2 separate regions of the Homo sapiens genome follow, and region 2 is linked to region 1. A link is a loop called in an ENCODE intact Hi-C map of the cell type or tissue named here. Cell type or tissue: pancreas. All regions are shown on one strand. Region 1 overlaps ACBD6 (acyl-CoA binding domain containing 6). Region 2 overlaps QSOX1 (quiescin sulfhydryl oxidase 1).

Region 1 (2,500 bases):
CCCGCCTCCGCCTCAAAGTGCTGGGATTACAGGCGTACCTGCCATACTGCTTGTATTTTCCTACAAATATATGGGGTACCTGTGAAATTTTGTTACATGTATATAGTGCTGTACTGATCAAATCAGGGCATTTCGGGTATCTGTACATTTTTGTCAAGTGTAGTCCCTCTACTCTGCTATCAAACATTGAATTTATTCCTTCTTTCTTACTGTATGTTTATACCCTTTAACCCACTTCTCTTCATTTTCCCCTCTTCCCCCTACTTGCCCCTCCCAGTCTCTGTTATGTGTCTTTCCACTCTCTACCTCCATGTGATCAAATTTTTTAGCTCATATATATAAATGAGAACAAGTGATATTTGTCTTTTTGTGTCTGGCTTATTTCACTTAAGATAATGACCTCAAGTTCCATCCATGTTGCTGCAAATAACATTTCATTCTTTTTTATAGCTGCGTAATATTTCATTGTGTATATATACCACATTTTATTTATTCATTCATCCGTGATAGACATTTAGGTTGACTTTTTATCTTTGCCATTGTGAATAGTGCTGCAATAAGCATGCAAGTATTGATTTCTTTAGAGAAGAGGCTTTAAATGAGATTGATGAATATTTTGTTTGTTTTTAGAGACAAGGTCTTGCTGTGTTGCCCAGGCTGGAGTGCAGTGGTGCAATCCTAGCTCATTGCAGCCTCAAACTCCTGGGCTCAAGTGATCTTCCCACCTTGGCGTCCTGAGTAGCTGGGACTACAGGTGTGTGCCATCACACCAGCGAATTTTCTTTTTCTTTTTCTTTGGTAGAGATGGGGTCTTGCATGTTGCCTGGGCTGGTCTTGAACACCTGGGCTCAAGTGATCCTCCTGCCTTGGCCTCTCAAAGTGCTGGTGTTACAGGTGTGAACCACTGTGCCCAGCCAAATGGATATCTGAAATAGGCATTTCTCTAGTATAAACTTCTTTTTAAAAAAGGGATTTATAGGCTGGGTGTGGTGACTCATGCCTGTAATCCCAGCACTTTGGGAGGCCAAGGTGGGCAGATCATCTGAGGTCAGGAGTTTGAGACCAGCCTGACCAACATGGTGAAACCCCGTCTCTACTAAAAATACAAAAATTAGCCAGCAATGGTGGTACTGTAATCCCAGCTACTTGGGAGGCTGAGGCAGGAGAATTGCTTGAACCTGGGAGGCAGAGGTTGCAGTGAGCCGAGATTGTGCCATTGCACTCCAGCCTGGGCGACACAGCATGACTCCGTCTCAAAAAAAAAAAAAAAGAGAGATTTATAGAGCGGGAAAATTTTGCTTCAGGAACGAGGCAGAAAGTCCAAAATTCCTTGTCTAGGTTGTATTGTTCTAAGTATTATAAATTGAATTGTTGTTTAATTCAGTGGACTATAGAGGGCAGTGTTTCACAGTTTAAAGTTACTGATTTTTCTGTGAAACTAAATACACTTCAATTATGCTTATTTTGTGTATTTCTCTAATAGACACACAATAAAAACTATAAGATTAGAAATTATTTTTTAGCTGTACTTAATAAATAAAAATACATTTTAATGTAAAATTATAATAATTTCAATAAAGATAATCTTATTATCTTTACATCCCAAAATGATGTACTTTTGGGATAATAGATTAGAATTAAAAATGACTTTGTTTTCTTATTCAATCCATGTAAGTTAAGAAAAATAAGCATCATATGGTGATCTAAATTTATTAGAAAATTTAGAGAAAATTAGTATCCTGTGCAACTAAAATTTTCTTTTGCAAAAGAATTTTTTTTTTTTAAAGAGATGGAGTCTCACTATGTTGCCTAGGCTAGACCTGAACTCCTGGGCTCAAGTTATCCTCCTGCCTCATCCTTCCAAGTAGCTGGGACTACAGGTGCACACTGCCTTGCCCAGCTTGCAGAAGACTTTTTTAAGACTTCTTATTTGTGCATTAGAGCAGAATAAGCTTTTTGCAGATACAACAGTTACACATTTTAGTAGATTAATTGAATTATGATGTTAAAGCTATAGCTAAAAGAAATAATCTAGAAATAGTTTCTTTCCTGATTTTAATAAAACATTTCTGACTTATTTTAGTAAAAAAGTAACCTGTGTGTATTAGTTGGGAATTAAGAACTAGAACTGCATTTTATCTGTTTTTTAAATTATAAGGAGATTATTTTTTCTACTGAAAAAAAAATTCGTTCTAATGATAAACTCTATTATGACATGTTTTGTTACTAGGAACAGAGATTGATTATATTTTGGGCCAAATTTATTAACCTCCATATAGAGGTAATTTTCAGTACAGAAAAGCATGGTGTGTTATTAAAAACATTTAATGGTCTATCCTACTGACTTTATAAAGAGTTATGCAATATTTAGGAACTGTAGGATTCTTAATGCTTGTGTGTATGCTCTTATATGTGTGTATGTGTTTGTTAGTGGTCCCTGTTTGTGGTTTAAAAATGTATAGCAGTCCTCCCTGATCTATAGTTTTGCTTTCTGAGGGGT
Region 2 (2,500 bases), 280 kb after region 1:
AGGCAGCTGCTCATGGCAATCCTTGCTTTTACCCAGCAGCAGCCCTCTGGGGTAGGGGTGGGCTCCAAGGGATAGTTGGGGGGAGACCTGAGGGGTACTTGGAAGAGTCAGGATGCTGCTGGGGCTGCAGGCTGTTGGTACCCCAGGTGGGCCCAGCCCTCTAGGCAGCCTCTGGATGAGTCCCAGAGGGTGAGCCACGGCCACCAGCCCCTCACGCAGTGTTGCCCAGGGAATGCATCAGCCCATCCCTTCTGTAGAAGCACTTCTCCTAAAGGTTTTAATAGGGGGACAAGTTGTTGACTACAAGGAAGCAGGAGCAGCAACAGCAAGTGGCATGCAAGTCAGAATGGTTACTTTGGGGAGGGGACAACAAGCAGAGTCAAGGGTCCAGTCATGAGTCATAGTGATCAGGCCTTGTGGAGGGGGCTCTCAGCTTGTGCCTGGTAATTTTGAGTTTCTTCTGAAAGGACCCCACCAGAGAGGGGAGGGAACCACCCTGCTTCTGGCCTCTCAGGGACAGGCCCAGGCTCCTGGCCCTCCAGCAGCAGCTGGGAGCCTGCCGAGGTCAAGGGGCTGAAGGGTCAAATGGAGCATTTGGTGGCAGGGGCGGGGTGGGGGAAGGAGAAGACAGGCACATGTCTTCCTTTCAAAGTTCGATAGGAGGCCCCAGGAGACCACGACCAAGTGCAGGCGCCTGCACCACCACCTGCTCCATTCAGCTCCTTTAACCTCGGCTCCGCCCTGGTCTCCCCCCCCCGGGAGGCTGTCACAGCCACGTGCACCGCTCCCTCCCGACACACAAACCGCCTCCTGTCCACAGATGGCTCCCTCCCGACCCAGCTCCCTGGAGTTTAATGTGTTTGCCTGTTAGAGCCATCAGACTCCTGATGAGGAAAAGGAAGCACCATAATGAGGGAACGCAGAGGGCAAGGCTCCCTCCTGGGAGCCGGTGCCTGGTATTTCCAGGAACGACCTGGTCTCCTCCAGCCCCTTCTCTCATCAGACCCTTCCCAGGGAGAGAGAACCCCAGCTCCCTCTGCCCTAGCAGTTTGAGTAAGGGGCCAACAGCCAGAAGACGGAGCAGGGGAGGCGGGAGAGGGACCCCAGTAGGCTAGAGAGGGGCCCTAGAGCAGGGAAAAAGTGAGCAACGGCATGGGAAGACCAGGGTCTTACAGTGTCAAAGCCTTGGCTTCCTCATGTCAAAAATGGGGCTGATGATACTGGCATTGGTTAACAGGCCTGGGCTGTGACTGAGGGGACAATGAGTGTCCCTTCCCCAAATTTTGGCCTAAGACTCCCAAGTATCCTCACCCCCTCGTCCCCCACAAGTGACTCCAGCCTTGGGGATGGTCCTTCCTTACCTGCAAGGCGAGCATTGACCCTGTTGTGGCTAGACCAGAGCCAGAGGACAGCGGCGTTGGGACTCCCCACCCGGTGCATGGAGGCAGCAGCCATCTGCTCGAAGTGGCTAGCGCAGTCTCGGCAGCCGAAGAAGTAGTGCACGTAGCCTCGGATGGCTGGGAGGACCTCCTTGGCCTTGGCTACAGGGCAGAGGAGATGCCACGCACCAGCCCTTCAGGCTGCCAGCCCCACAGCCGTTGCCTCCCCAGGCCACCCTGCCGCCCCCCATCCTGCCGTGGCCACCCCTGCACAGGTGCCACACACCCCAGCCTATGCCAGCAGAGGCCCAGTGTCCCCTTGTCTACTTCTCTACCTGCCATGGTCACTTTACAGGAGACCCCATCCCCCCAAAACTCCTAAACCTGGATCCCCTTCCCTGCCACTAACCTGGGTGCCTGTCACTCACACCCAGGACAAAGTCCACACTCCTTGGCAGGAAACTCAGGCTCTTTGTGACATGGTGAGAGAGGTCAGCAGGGGCCAGAGGGCCACCGCCCTAGCCCCTGGCCCTTCCTCCCCTGCCCACTCATGCTGCCTGTCCGACTTGCTTCCACCATGCGTCACCTCCCTCGGGCCTGGACCTGGCCTGCACATGCCCTTCCTAATCTGTCTCCATCTCTCCTCGCTCTCCCCTTCCATTCCCCCCACCCCCTCCCACCCACTGGACCCTCTGGACTGGCATCAGCAAAGACCTGTTAACCAGCCCCACTTTCTTGCTCTAACTGAAACCAGGCTCCCCGCTGAGGACACCACTCCTAATCCAACACGCCCCTCCTAAGCCCTTCACCCTCAGGCTCCAGGGCTGCTGGTGCTTGCCTCCAAGCTCGCTCCTTCCTACCGCAAACCTCCCAGGCCTTTAGAAGCCAATCTCCTGCTTTTACCCCTCCACGCAGCAGGACGTTGGCACCCTACTCTCCTCACTCCTGGCAAGGTGAGACCCGCAGCAGCCCACACCTGCCTCTCTCTCTCTCCTCTGCCTTCTCAGCTTGTTCTTCTGCACCCAGCACAGGTGCCCACCTCCCCACCACAAGGCCTCACCACACGGCCCTGGCGTTGCTCAGCCTCTGTCTCCGCTGCTGCTCGGGTTACCCCACTCCTC

The links. Peaks named below come from ENCODE experiments on the same cell type or tissue, not always from the same donor. Only the 100,000 strongest peaks of a DNase experiment are listed, where the experiment ranks them.
Region 2: it touches region 1 in a loop (2.9-fold over the local background); 62 of 110 quality-filtered maps call a loop at or near these places.

Annotation. Positions count from the first base shown.
Region 1 is chr1:180,477,262-180,479,761 of GRCh38, reverse strand. The region is part of intron 3 of ACBD6 (acyl-CoA binding domain containing 6); the gene reads left to right. Among named protein-coding and RNA genes, the nearest start is that of ACBD6, 24 kb to the left of the region's middle. In pancreas, a CTCF peak has its summit at 1,390 (motif pointing right); no DNase peak of the experiment used is centred here.
Region 2 is chr1:180,193,254-180,195,753 of GRCh38, reverse strand. It overlaps QSOX1 (quiescin sulfhydryl oxidase 1), which reads right to left. Exons shown (of 12, transcript NM_002826.5): 11 at 1,362-1,541. Among named protein-coding and RNA genes, the nearest start is that of LHX4, 36 kb to the left of the region's middle. RefSeq lists enhancers at 1,713-1,882, 2,184-2,500. In pancreas, no CTCF peak of the experiment used is centred here; a DNase peak (open chromatin) is centred at 1,467.